3 separate regions of the Homo sapiens genome follow, and all the other regions are linked to region 1. Evidence: chromatin loops called from intact Hi-C (ENCODE). Cell type or tissue: CD14-positive monocyte. All regions are shown on one strand.

The links. Peaks named below come from ENCODE experiments on the same cell type or tissue, not always from the same donor. Only the 100,000 strongest peaks of a DNase experiment are listed, where the experiment ranks them.
Region 2: it touches region 1 in a loop (3-fold over the local background); 9 of 110 quality-filtered maps call a loop at or near these places.
Region 3: it touches region 1 in a loop (3-fold over the local background); 3 of 110 quality-filtered maps call a loop at or near these places.

Annotation. Positions count from the first base shown.
Region 1 is chr7:18,225,223-18,230,222 of GRCh38, reverse strand. It overlaps a transcript of HDAC9 not described here. Among named protein-coding and RNA genes, the nearest start is that of MIR1302-6, 100 kb to the right of the region's middle. In CD14-positive monocyte, no CTCF peak of the experiment used is centred here; no DNase peak of the experiment used is centred here; H3K4me3 peaks cover 500 bases; H3K27ac peaks cover 298 bases.
Region 2 is chr7:18,292,632-18,297,631 of GRCh38, reverse strand. It overlaps a transcript of HDAC9 not described here. Among named protein-coding and RNA genes, the nearest start is that of MIR1302-6, 170 kb to the right of the region's middle. In CD14-positive monocyte, a CTCF peak has its summit at 1,363; a DNase peak (open chromatin) is centred at 3,001; H3K4me3 peaks cover 3,358 bases; H3K27ac peaks cover 3,973 bases.
Region 3 is chr7:18,175,529-18,180,528 of GRCh38, reverse strand. It overlaps a transcript of HDAC9 not described here. Among named protein-coding and RNA genes, the nearest start is that of MIR1302-6, 51 kb to the right of the region's middle. RefSeq lists enhancers at 2,099-2,208, 2,873-3,017 and a cis regulatory region at 2,937-2,954. In CD14-positive monocyte, no CTCF peak of the experiment used is centred here; DNase peaks (open chromatin) are centred at 2,088 and 2,508; H3K4me3 peaks cover 1,768 bases; H3K27ac peaks cover 2,311 bases.

The DNA of each region.
Region 1 (5,000 bases):
CATCCAGCTTTTTCTTAAATCAGCCCCTAAGTTTCTTGTTTTAGGATGTTTCTCCTTTGGCAGAAAAAGTATAGTACTTGCAGAATTTATCCTATGTTTTTCTCAGTATTAAAAATAATCCACCATGGTTATATAGATCCTCATCCCAACCTGCACCCATTATTTTTAAATCTTATAAACACTAAACTTAAGCAATAATAGAATTATTTGGGGAGTAGAGGAAATGCCACTATTTTTCTCTCTCTTATTTAAGTTCAAGACACTGTTCATTAGAAATAACATTTATTATGATGACTTGTAGAAACAGTTAAATATCTTTGCTGTAAAATTAGTAAATAGGCTTCTGGTTTAAAATCAATGACCCAGTTAGATGAAGTGTGACTTCATCAAATTGAAGAATTTGATCTTTGAATCATGCTTTCCATGATTTTTTCCCTTGATCTAATTGTCTTAAAAAGTAAATGTTCAAAGGTGTTCAAAGACAGCAGCAGCTCTCAGGAATAAGTAAAATATCCTCAGAGGGCATTTTGTATCTCACTCTACCTTCAGATCAGTTATAATCACTCCTTCCTACCTGACGGATGGACACCTAGCCAGTTCTTTACCAATTTTTGTGCATAGTTGAAAGACATCTTTGCCATCCATAACTCACCAAGTAAAAGAGAACTTGGCAGCTGCTGTCCATATGATTGATGGAAACTGTGTCTGCATTGTAATAGCACTAGAGGCACCTTTCGGCACATCAGGCACGGCACCGAGCCTGCTGCTGGAATACGTTCGAAGGTGTTGTGACTCCAGCATCCCTGCACTCTACTTTTAACAACTACAATTTTCTAAGCACTGTGCTAGGCACAAAAGATACAGCAGTGGGCAAGACATCCTAGCCAGTCTGCAGCTTAGAATCTAATGAGCAAATTAGATGGGTAAATGGATCGTTACCACACCATGTATATGTGACACAGTGGCATTACAAAGAAAGCAATCAGGGAAGGTTTCCTCAAGAATGTGACATTCAATCTCATTTTAAAATATTTAGCTGTATTATCAATTCACAATTTAACTTATTAGATACAGGTTTATGTATGAGGTTAGAAGTGAATTTATTGTGAATTAATGAAGTTTAAGTACAGGGCCCTTTCCTTGCATAGGCCCCTTCCGAGATCTTTTCACTAATTTTGCATTTGTAATTCCACATTCTTTTTCTTAAAGAGGGCCCCATGAAACTGCACAAGTCTAATAAGCCACAAAACCTGGATCCTGCCCTGCATGGGTTCCCATACTGGATTTTGACCTCAGCACACATAAAGTCCCTTTCAGAATGACAGGCTCACACGACTGTATTCTGTTAGAAATGTTGGTTCCATTTTACTACCTCATAAACTTATAAAGATAACAGGCTAGTTTGGAAGGCTGCAAACTTTACCCTAGTCAGCCTATCTTTTTCAGGCTAAACTTTCTTCCTGAGTTCAAAGTTGTATTGCTAATGCCAGCCTTCCTCCTACTGAAAACATAAAGACAAGAGAAGGTGAGCACATGCATTTTGGTGTTGATCTGAGAACCAAAGAGAGGTTAAAAAAATACATATATATAATGCTAAGAATAAAGTCCTTCAACTGCAGTTCCTTTCAGACACTAGAACTTCTCACTTCTTGGTCTCACCCCATGGCCTGGATGAGCTTTCTAGACAACTTCATCAGGGGAAGGAAATATAATTTGTTTATTTTTCTCTAGAATATTGCTATCTAATATCTTGGATTTCCTTTATCACAGTGACAGTGAACATCAAGATTGTTGAATGGGTAAAACTGTGTTTTCAGGTATGTGGCGTTTAAGATAACTTTTAATCAAAAGAGTATGTACCTACCAGAAAAATTGAGTTTTATACGTCATTTTCAGTAAGTTTATCTGCTTTATTAAAAAAAAAAAAGGTTATCTACTTCTGGGATCATTTTTCTTTTTAAAAAATGACTTGGCAACAATAGAAATAAAATTCAAATAAGAATAGTAATTCTTGGAGTATTAAACAACCCCCTTTATTCTATGAAAGTGTCTGTGACTAAAGGTGTGTTAAACACTGTTTACAATTCTTTTGCCACTAAACATTAACATTTCCACCAGATAAAGCACAATGATTAAAAATTGCAAGCTAAAGAAACTCAATTCACATGATGCCATTTCCAGCAAAATTTATTTTGATTTATTCTGGATAGAAATGCAAATAAATCTTTTCAGCATATATAGACTAAAGAAGATTGCCATGAGACTTAAACATAGTTATTATAACACAGGGGAAAATGAATAAAAAGTGTATTAGCACAGCGGCTTAGAAAAAGAGACATTCAAAGAGTATAATTCATCCGATAGGCACTAACAGGTCACACTGTTTCAAATCAAGAATGCAAACAAAAGTTCTCAAAATATTAGGAGAAAACCTTTAGAAGCTATTATAACATTACACAAAAGGTACAAAAATAGTAATATGATAATATTTCTAATAGTGAAAAAATGACAGCAGGCAGCAGGCTACATTATTAGTTGATACTGAAGGGCCTTCAGCTAAGCAGCACAAGATTACCTTTGCCAAAGACTTTCTGGTGTAAATTGGGAAGGGTTTTACCAGACATGGTTCCAGGCTCTTTATCTGCACCTAAGAATGTTGATAACAAATTATTATCTTTTGAAATAGTCCAGCCTTTAAATAGTTGTATATTGGCAGCAACTAAAAAAAAAAATTGCTGTGCAATCACTTTGTGTGTGATCATGCAATTTTAGCAAGTTCAATGTCAATGGAAATGTGTCTTCCCAAAAATGAACTTAAACTTTCCTTTCTCCTCCCATAAACCAGAACACTTACCACATATCAACAGTATCTTGTAGTAAACAGTGGCAGGAAACAGCGAATTTTTATATTCTTTCAAAAAAATTTTTAACTGAATAATTTTATTTAAATAAGTGGATTCATCAGAAAACTAAAGAAAATACTCAGAAGGATTACAAAGTCTCTATCAAAATGGGAGAAGGCTAATTAAATTTATGGCTACCCTAGCTTTAACATAAACCCATTGATCAGTATTTCAAATAAAAGGCATTCACAGAAAGACTTATGTGTATGCACCCATCTAACTTTCTTAACAACTTTATTTGAATGTCTTGCTCTTCAAGGGCAAAATTTATAAAACTATACTAATCTACACGTCCCCTCCCACAAACCTCCTTTCCTTGCATACCACTAATAGATCTTCCTCTCTCTAGCTTTGCTTCCCTCCAAATTACAGTTAGAATGATTGTCCCCTCAAAACATAAATCTGATTCTGTCATCGCTCTATTTGAAACCCTTCAAATGTTTCTGTTGCCCTTTATTCATCTGAATTTGACTCACAACTCACTCTGAGATCTGGTCACTGCCTACATATCCTGCTATATCACTCCAGATTCTGTCTCTTAGCCTAGGCTGTAACCGGCCATGCTGAATTGCTGTAAATTCCACAGATGTGTTAAGACATCTTTCTTCTTGCCCAAACCCACCTTCCTCAATCCTACTCCCTATTCCTTCAGCTGAAATATCACTTCCAATGAACCCCTAGGCTAGGCTATGTTCCCACCATATTCCATACTTCCTTTTTCATCAACTCTGTCTTACACACATCATTATTGCTATGGGAGGGAATGATTCTTCCCCACTCCTTTAGTTTTTTTTATGGAAGGAGCACTACTAGCGTGACACTTATTCTTCCAGGAGGAGTGACTGACCTGGTAGATTTAAAAAGGGCAATGTATAGTCTGCCTCTTCTATCCCTTTTTTTTTTCCTGGGAGTTAGCTCACCTACAGGGAGCATGTGCTCAACCTCCAGGTGCTGTATGTCTCACAGGGGCCAAGTCTTTTCCCTGCAGGGGAGCCTGCAGTTGTCCACCACTCCCAAAACTGGATGGGTACATCTCTCTGATTCTGGGGTTTAATATTAGAAAGATTATTTGCTCCTTGAGACAAGAAACATGCTCCAGTATCAGCTATAGCAGTCTAAAGGTGGTATTTTGGGTTAGTTTAAAGAACAATTCCACAAAACATTCAGCCTTAAACTTCACATACTCTAAATTTATCTTATTCAGTGACATACATTAAAGTATAGATATGTTACAGTTAAGTACATTTCAAGATAGCTGGAAAGAGGCAAGTTAGCATTTTGGAAGATGGAATAATGGGTTAATGAATTATATTATGAGTAAAATTAGGAGAGATAGATTATTATATTTTAAGAGTTTCTGGTACCCTCATTTTTAATTTATAATTTTTATTGAGCATAACAGAAAACAGTTAATACTCTAAGTATGACTTAATAAATTTTATAAGATTACTATTTTATGTTTAAATATGTTATTTTAAAAGGACTAATGTATCTCTGAATATGACTTCCTATTTAAAAATCAAGGAACAAGTTTTCCCTTTGATAAAATGAAACTGTAACTTTATCATGAAATCCAACAGGAAAATATAAATCATATAATAGAAAAACCTGTCAGTGAATTTTTTCTCCTCCAAACTATCTTTTAAGTGAAAGATGCCTGCATAAACTAATTTGTGGCAACTTAATTTTTATTCATTCAATTATATTTAAGATTCCATGTATATGCATGAACACATAATTAAACTTTCTTGTAAGATTTGTCTCTAGACTTGAAAGAAAAAATATATATTCTCAAAATTTGAGAATTATGATGCTACTGCATAAAACATAATGAAGGATTATATGTCAATAGCTTCCTTTTGTATTTATGACAAAAAGAAAAACATTCCAAAAAGAATTATAAATGAAAATCTCAGTTGTACAGGACAGGAACAAAATGTGCAATAAGCAGAAGTCTTTTGGGATGTATTTTTAAACAGGAGGTTTTGAAAACTCCAAATTTAGATTCATAAAAAGAGGTAGTGCAAGTGTGAAGCATGTGGTCATTTTGGCATACTCAGTGTATAACTTCTCTCTTTACCTATATAAGGATAAAAT
Region 2 (5,000 bases), 67 kb before region 1:
TTTACTGTCACAAGAATCTAACCTAGTTTAGAATGTTATTGTAGCATTCAAACATTTAACATGTTGTTAAAATTCCACTATGTATTTATGTATCCCCAAACAAGGTATGAAATTTGAGTTTTTAAATGTCTATGCCTGTAGGATGGATTGGCAAGGAGAGCAGTCAGAAAAATAAAACAAACTCAACAGCTATCTGAGAAATGCAGACACATGGACCAAAGAATTGGTGCAAAATTCTTTGGTCCACTCCGTTTAATGGCAAAAACCACAATTACTTTTGTGCCAGCCTAATAATCCCCTACCATAACATATATTGTAAAGACAGCCCGAGGAAGCCTATACGTGGACATAAAACAGTTTTTAATTAAAAGTTTTTTAAATAAAAAAGTTTTTAAATAAAAATAAGCAAAAGCCACAGCAAAAGCTTATAATGTGTTTTAAATACCACCATTAGCTATGGGCATTCCCTAAGCTTTTTGTCCCCAGGTTTCTTCCTTTCATGTGGCTTCAACTCGTACCTACACGGAAGTTTCTCAAATCTTCACCTCCAGCTCTACTGCTCAACAATGACGTCTCTAAGTCTCTATCTTGAATTGCCCAGACAGAGCAAGCTCTCAGATGTCCTGCTTCCATGGCAAGTACAAGTCTAGACAATAAACATGGCACTTCAATCTTCCTGAAAGAAGGCACCGCATACAAAGTCTGTCTCAGCCTGTGTGCTTCTTGTCCCCTGCCTCCTTCTGTGATTCTGTTCATAAAACCTCCATTCTAACACTGTGTTTAAACCACTGTCATCTTGACCTTAGGCTCCCCCTTTCTCCACAGAGGCAGACAGTCACAGAAATGTCTACTTCTTTCTAATGGTGCCACTGCCCCCGCGCTTGGTGCCAAGCCTCAAAGCCATGTGTCTGCATTTCTCAAATAGCCATTGAGTTTGTTTTATTTTTTCCATGGCTCTCCTTTCCAATCCATCCTACAGGCATAGACATTTTAAAAACTAATTTCATACTTCGTTTGGGGATACATACATATGTAGTAGAATTTTAACACAAGGAAACAAGAAACAAAATATTTAGAATTGTGTTTCTCCTTGGCCAAGAGGGGAATTCACAAAGGAGGTTTTATTGATAATGGTTAAATTCCATATCCTGCGTTAGTTATAGGTATCTAAGAGTTTATTATAGTTACACACACACACACACACACAAATATGAGCTATATGAATTATGTTATAATCAAGAGAAAATAAAATTTATTATTTTTAAAGACGTAGATCTTTACAGGTTTAAAGAAAATTAATCTATTAAATGTTTAAAGTATGTTTTAATACTGAAACTTCTCTAAAATGCACTTCAGCATAGGAACTAACTTTGCATAAGGAAGCCAGTTCTGCTGTAAGAAGTCTAACATGCACTGGGTGGAGCACTGTCCTCTATTTTTAACCACATAAATAAATTCTATTGAAAATTCTGCAGAGGTAATTCACGTGAGTACACAATACTTTTATTTATTCACGTTGTTTTTTACAAAGAAGTTTCAAGATAAAAACCAAATTCAAAGATCACTTACTACACAAACCTACTGGTAGACCATGAAAAAAAGGCAGTAAAGGATCTCCCACTCTCCTGCAGAAAAATTCTAGTGAAGATCTACTATTGCCAAGGCACTGAGCAGGTCTGCATTAGTCTATGTCAAGGTTTCTCAGCCATTGACATTTGGGGCCAAATAATTCTTTGTTGTGGGGGGTTGTCTGGTGCATTATAGGATATTCAGCAGCATCCCTGGCCTCTTCCCCCTAGATGCTGCCCCCTACATTACCTGCTGCCAGCTGTAATAATCAAAAATATCTCTAGACATTGCCAAATGTGCTCTGGGGTACCAAACTGCCCCCGGTTGAGAACTACTGGTCTACGCAAATGGTTCCCTCAGCAATGGTACCTGGTAATCTTGATATTGGGAATACACAAGAAGAAAGTGCTGATTTCAAGTACTTTTGCACTTCCAAGGAAGTAAGTTTAGACCAGCATAGTTTATTACTGCTTCCTTGTATACCATACAGTTATGTAAAGATAGAAGTAAGATAATTTCTAAATATACTGCCACTTGGGAAAATAATATGTCTCTTTTATTGTCTTCATATATTTATTCAATTAGTCAACAGTAAAACTGATTAGTCAGTATGTTAAAATGCAATGCAATTTTAAAGAAATTATATTTTCTGCCTGTTTACTTTATGTCAATGAGCTCCATGATACCAATTCCATGGTATTTTTTGATTATTTATTAGCTCCTTAGCATTTGACATGGATAATCACTCCTTTCTCCTGAATATGCTATTTTCTTTTGTTTTCCTTAAAAACTACAACTTTCTTGTTTTCCCTTTTCTCTGACCATGACTTATCCACCTCCTTTACTGGCTGCTTCTCCTCTGTCTTCTAAATTTTGGAATTTCCAGTGGTTAAGTACTGGGCCCTCAGCTTTTCTCACTTCATCCCATCTCTCTGAGTGATCACATCTATTTCCATGGCTTCAGTTAACATCTACATGACATCTTATGCCTACTTGACATCTTCCCTTGAATGTTTCAAAAGCATGTAAATTGAGAAGTCCAAGCCTGCTTTTTCCAATTTGCCCATCTTCACACAAGACGTCTCACTAGACCCAGTTGCTAAACACCATAGGATCATAATTGATGCTCCCCAATGACATCCAATTGTTTACCAAGTCCTATTAATTATACAGTATTTCTCACTCTGTCCACTGCCCCTACACCCCTGACACTGTTTAATCCAAGTGGCCATCATTTTTGGACTAAGCTATTGAAATAGTTTTCTAACCTATTTCCATGTGTCTACTCTTGCTCTTCACGAATCTATTCTCCACTCTGCAACTAGTTTAAAAATATTATTCAGGTCATGCAACTCCCCGTGTAAACCTTTCAATCACTTCTGATTGCACTTGCACAACATGCAGCTGCATAACATGACCTACTAGGCCCAGCACGATCTGGATTCTGCCAGTACCTCTAAGCAACTTCCCCACTTTTTACATGTTTCAGCCATGCTGACCTTTACTCTCTTTCTCAAAGAGGCAAAACTATTTTCCATTTTGTCATATCCAGTTCCCTGTGACTAGAAGCATCTATGCCATTCAGGTTGTTTAAAGTTAACTTCATTTGAGAAACTATCCTTGATCCCCCAAAGACTATAGGATACGCTATATAAATACTTAACATGTATCACATGTTAAATTAATACAACACCCCTAGCAGCTCAGTATCATTTTACAGGTGAAGAAACCACGGAATAAGAACATTAGTTAAATACCCAAAACCAGAGGGTAATGGGCTTTGAACCATGATTCTCTAATCCCAGGGTCTGGGATTATCCATACACACACACCCTCTCTCCCAATGTAGACAGTACAATGTAGTTAGAATATATTTTGTGAACTATAGCATCACTTATTTCATACAACTCTTTTTCACCCCAAACCTGTGAATTTTCTGAGGGCACAAACTGTGATTATTGATTTCTGGATCTCCAGCAGGAGATGCTAAGCAATTGTGAATAAATGGACAAAAGAACAAATGAAGACAGAATTCATCTCAAGGGAAAACAATGCTTTATCTATTCAAGACTTTTAATACATTTTATTATTAAAATTTAAATTGATTATTAAGTTAATAATTAAATCAAGCATTTAAATCAAGCACTAATGTTTATTGATTTTTAAAACTTATTAAATGTTTACATTTAATAATAGCAGTGACATAATGCATTGACAAATGTTAAAGATCAGGATAGAAAACAATCTGTAAACATGAAGGCACTAGTACGCAGTAATCCCGTGGGTGACCAACCCCACCAGAAATTACATTACTGCACAAAGAAGTGGACACTGACAAGCTAAATGGCACTCTGAATCTGTCTCTAATGACAGACAAATACAGAAATTTCCGACCCTAAACCATGCTTTACAGGTTGTGAATATGTTCTTATGAGATGAAGACATTAGAGACAAAAAGAAAAAGAAAAAAACCAAGATGATGGAACAATTCTGGAAGATGGTTTGCAGTGGCCAGTACTAAAGAGCTGCTCTGCTTTCTCAAAGGTTTAAGAATCTAAGAATGCCCGGTGTGTGATGTTCCCCTTCCTGTGTCCATGTGTTCTCATTGTTCAATTCCCACCTATCAGTGAGAATATGCGGTGTTTGGTTTTTTGTCCTTGCGATAGTTTGCTGAGAATGATGGGTTCCATATATAACAAACCTGCACGTTGTGCACATGTACCCTTAAACTTAAAGTATAATAAAAAAAAAAAAGAATCTAAGAATGTGACATAACAGTGACCCTTCCCACTTCACTCCCCCCAACACTGGCAGCTGCAATTCCCTTTATCCTTTTCTTTTTCTGCAAAAAGATCATATGATTTCAAATCTCTTCCAATATTTTTATAGGTAAAGCTTGGCTGATTCTGTCAAGATGACAAAAGTACTGTAGCCAACGAAGGAAAAATGAACGATTGCAAATTGTATCAGATTGCCTGATAAAAGGCAAGTCAATCATTTATGTCTGATGTTTGCATTTTTAGCTCTAAATTTTAGACCATGTCCCCTTGAGTGAAGAAAAAAAAAAATTTAAAACACCATTACTCTATTGGAGGGGAAAAAAAACTCCAAAGTTGTGAAATTAACCTCTCTCTTCATTCACACATTCAGTTCTATTTTTGCAGTTGTACCCGTAATGTAAAAGATAAAGCACTTCAAGTCAATTCCAGGTTTCTAAAATGTCTGACTGTGCATGTCCCAGTTCTCTTCAGCACCTCCCAGAAGATTCAGCCAATTTTTATTTCTGCAGCGCATCAATGTTTATCATTTGTTTTACAACAGCACTCCATGTTCTCAAAAACTGACTTAGATATATTTCACCCTCCTCTACAAAAACTCAAGAGAGACAAATGGCCTTAAAAACAAAATCCACCACTGAAGCATGGTTAATT
Region 3 (5,000 bases), 50 kb after region 1:
CTAATCTAGGTACCAAATACAACCTCTCATATGGCCGCAGGATGGAAATTGTAAAATGATCAATCTCTCATACTCATCAATCTTATCAGTGACTTAGCTGATTTGGAAAAAAAAAAGAAAAAAGAAAATCACTTGACAAAAATGACAAAACAAAGTTGCTAGCACAAGGTCCAGAAAGAAACACAGAGCAAACATTTTCAATGCACCATATATAATGAATTTACAGCAGCAAATGTCCATAGGTTAAGAATGTGGTGTGTGTGTGTGTGTGTGTGTGTGTGTGTGTGTGTGTGTGTGTGTGTATGTGTCTTGGGGAGGGTGCTCACAAGAAATGCTGGCATGACAAACAGTGTAAAAACACATCAAAAGATGAAGCAAGGCAACTAAGGCGCTCACTACTGGGGGTAGGATAAAGTAAGGAGCTGACATGTAATTTGAAAAGGATGGCATAATTCTATGTGCTCAAAAGTGAGCAAACCTAAAGACAGAGACAAATCTGGAAATTGTGACAGAGCTGGGAGATGATGGTTTTAGGCCTCAATCTCATCAGTGTGGAGAGGCTTATAGACATGAGATTTTTGTGACATTCAAAAAAGGATAGTTACAGGTCACGGTTGAGAGAAAAAAGCACATATTTATGTGTGATCATTCTAAATGAACATGTGATACTTTACTATCTCTTGTACAATTACATCTTTTATGATACCAACATAACAAATTCATGACATATTTTCCAAATGAGGAATCTGGGACAAAGGGAGATTTACTAAATAAAAGATAGATGACAGGTGTTTCCAGAGCTGCGTTTAAGTCCTTGGGCTTTTACTAAGAACTTCAAATATGCATTTGTATAATTTCTCATTAATAGATAAACAGATAAGGTAATAAAATATTCAAAGAAAAGACGTTTGGGTTTATTTAGACCCAATGAGTGTGAACACCATTTTTCCTTAGGAGAGGGAGGGTAGAGAATGGAAAGAAATATAAGAGAGGTAGAAGCAAAAAAAACAAAGCTTATTCATCCTTATATAGTGGTTAAGAACATAGAACCCCAACAGGATATAAACATTTCTTTAATGATCCTGCAGTAATAACAAGCAAAATAAACAGTCAAACCTTAACATGTCCCTCCTCCCTTAGGACCTCAGCTTTACCTTGTAGTTTAAGAATTAGTCACTCATTTGGACTGGGGCAAGTCCCTATGGATTCAGAGAGTTTGCAATCAACTAATGGGTTATGGCATTATTGTTAGTGGATGATACCCCACAGGAGGCTGGACTATTGCATCAGTCAGGGTAAAGACATACTTGCTATGTGTGTGACAAACAAAAGCCTACCCAAGGTGGTTCCTCAGAGAACTCTGAATGAAAGACATGCAGTGCTTGCTTGTTCCACATCTGTTATTTCCATAATCTTTAGAAAAATAAGCTTCCTGGGCAAATATGAAAGGAACTCCATTTGACCAGATACATTCCAAAGTAAGAGATCTTGTTCTCCATTAAATGCCATACCACAACACTGTCAAATAATGAAGCCAAAAACACATCTTTAATGGAGACACACAGAAAGTTTAAGATCCTAATTTAATCTTAATAAAGACTTCAACCATTATATTAAAATATTTATTAGTCTATCACTTTAAATAAGAGGAACTGAAAATGTATACAGATTGAAAAGTCACAAATTTTAAGCCGGATGTTTTCCTTTCTATGTATTTTACTGAAGGTCCTCAGAAACGTAGTATATTTAAAAGTTACTGCTAATTATACAGTATGCAAAACTGTATTACTTTTTAAAAGTATAAAGAATGTTGGATCAATGAATTCTAAACTAACTTAAAACAATTTCCTGCTCAACCACAATTAAAAATCATGTCACTCTTTCCACTATTCTTAACCACAATACATATTTGTTTTGGGAGAGAGGTGGTTTATAAGCATTGAAACAGGGAGAAGTTCAAGTTACTAAAAGGAAAGAGGGTGGTAGGTCTGCTTCTACCGCTGTGCTAGCTGAAGAAGAGCCAAACTTAGCAACTTCCCCACATTTAGAGAACTCAGTATGAAACCACAAGTCTTGCAAACAATGACTACCCTATTGCAATGTTTGTTGTTCAATGAATAGATAAGCCACCTTAGAAAGAGGGGGGCCGGGTGCAGTGGCTCACGCCTGTCATCCCAGCACTTTGGGAGCCCAAGGCATGCAGATTGCCTGAGGTCAGAAGTTCGAGACAAGTCTGGCCAACATAGTGAAACCCTGTCTCTACTAAAAATACAAAACAATTAGCCAGCATGGTGGCATGTGCCTGTAATCCCAGCTACTCGGGATGCTGAGGCAAGGGAATTGCTTGAACTAGGGAGGTGGAGGTTCCAGTAAGCCAAGATTGTGCCACTGCACTCCAGCCTGGGTGACAGAGCAAGACTCTGTCAAAGAGGAGAGGGGAGGGGAGGGGAGGTGGAGGAGGGAACGGGAGGGAAGGGGAGGTAGGGGGATGGAGGAAGTTCAGTGGATAGCACTAGAGGTGAAAAGAACCGAAAGTCAACAAATGAATAAGCAAAAAGAAAAGGGATATGATTCATGACACATATGAAACAGTTTGGTTTTGCTCAGGTATATTCAACTGCTTCCCTCCTCCCCAATTCCATGCCCCTAGCACCACTATAATCAGCCTCCTCACAAAGTGCCCTTTATTCTTCACTTATTTGGCTCCTTTTGTGTGCTGGGCAGTATATTACTTAACTAAGAGAGCAACCATAAATACAGCTGCCAACTGCTTCACTCTATATACACCCCACAAAATGTACTTAGATGTCCCTTGCCCTCAAAAAGCTAAGCCTATTAGAGAAGACAACCCCAGTACTAAGGTAAGTTCCAGAACTGAGAGAGGTAACAAATGTCAGCGTCACCCAGGAAGGCCTCACAGAAGAATGGAGTAGGAGCTGGGTGTTGAAGATAAGTAAACAGGACACTCCCAGTGGTGAGGAAGGGTCATTCAAAGGCCTCCAAGCAAGAAAACTGGACCTGGGGAAGGTAAGCAGCTCTACATGTTGAACAGAGTGGGGTTCATTGAGGAGAAAAATAAGATAAGCCTGAAAAGGGTACGGGTTCTTATATACCTTAAATAGATGTGATAGAGAGCCACTGACATTTCTTATACAGGGCAGTGACTATATCAGAGTTAGGCTGAGAAGAGATTAATCGCACCATAGACAACAGACTTGCTAATCAGGAAGCTCAGACACAGATCCATCCGTCTTCAAGCAACTTCACAGAATTTAAATGCAGGTACTAACAGGGTGTACCCAATTTCCCTTCATTTCCCTTCCTCCTCACGTATTTTATTTTCCATAACTTACTTATATAGACCCCAAATCTTTTCTGGACTTAGGCAGAATAAAAGAAAAAGAAAGAAAACTAAGAAAGGTAGGAAGGCAGATGGGTAGGCGGATTATCAGTTCTCCCAACAGAAGGGAAAATGACATACAATGTCTACTTTGACATACTTTATTGAAATTCAAAGACTCGATAGTGTACATTACCTAACTCAAGTTATGGTATGTATTATTTTTCCAATATCTATAGTTGGCTTCCTGCATTTTTCTGCTAATTTCTAGGTTCTTTCATTGACATACCACGACCTGTTAAAATCTTTCAATTTACTGTTTCACTTTAAACATAAAGCCAAAGTAAGATACATCCAACTCTTCTTTAATAAAAAAGGAAGCACAATAATACAGACAAAAGGATAAAAATGCATTAAAAAATAACATAAAAATTATCCAAACATGATGAAATAATCTGTACACCAAAGCCCTGTGACACACAGTTTACCTGTATAACAAATCTGCACATGTACCTCTGAACTGAAAATAAATTTTTTAAAAAATTACCCAAACAGAATTTTCATAGCTGTATACTTTCATTTTCTAAGAGTTTAAAAAAATCTCTAATTATAATAATTTTTCAATACACATAAAATGATAGGAGACAGGGCTTTTGGAAGATCTAGTTAACAGTCACTGGGTTAATAACTTATTTTACAGACAGTATACCCTAAACAATAGTAACATATCCCAAAATTTACATGTCCATGAACCACCAAGCAAATATTTGGAATTCCAGTGACAAACCAAACAAGTAACTACAATGACTTGCAATATTTTTTTCCTTATCAGACAGAGATTTCAAAAACAGAGGTTCAAGATAACAGTCTGGCTTTTCCCATTTGTACGGCATTCCTGGATCTTCAGAAAGCACTGGAGATCTCAAGACCAGAAAAACACAGGGAAGGAAATCAAGCAGGCTTTCCAGTAACAGCAGACCGAAAAACTGTCACCAGCTTTTATTAAACATGTTTACATTCCTAGAGAGTCCAAAACTCATGACTAGTTTTTCTCATGAATAATGTCATTTTGACATTTCTTTCTGAAAAACAATTTCTTCTGAGAGTTAAAGATAAAAGGTGAGTGCTTGGTCATACACCACTATGATTATCTGCCCTCTCACAGAACTCACAGAATTCCAAAGAAGGCAGAATTACTAGGGCAAATTCCAGCTCCAAAGGAAAAATCCCCAGCTCACCCAGAACACTTTCCAGTGGAACTACATTACTGGTATGAAGAGAACATTTTCTTGGACATTAAGAGCCTGGGAGAAAAGGTTAATTATGCAATGATATGTGAGGAGCAACCATCTATCATAAGCAGCAAGAGCCTTATATAATCAAGTGCCAGGAAGTTATTCTAAAAAAAGGGGGGGGGGGGTTAAAAATAATTTTACAGATTACCTCAAAGCTTATCAATTTCCTATAAATCAATACAATATTTTTTAAAAGTTCACCAATAATATGGTCATGAGTCTTTCATTTGGATATTAAAGCAACTCCAAAGCAACACAAATCAACACATAGGCATGCATTATAAAACTATGGACTGGTCCGTTCCAAGATGGCCAAATAGGAACAGCTCCAGTCTGCAGCTCCCATCGTGATCAACACAGAAGAC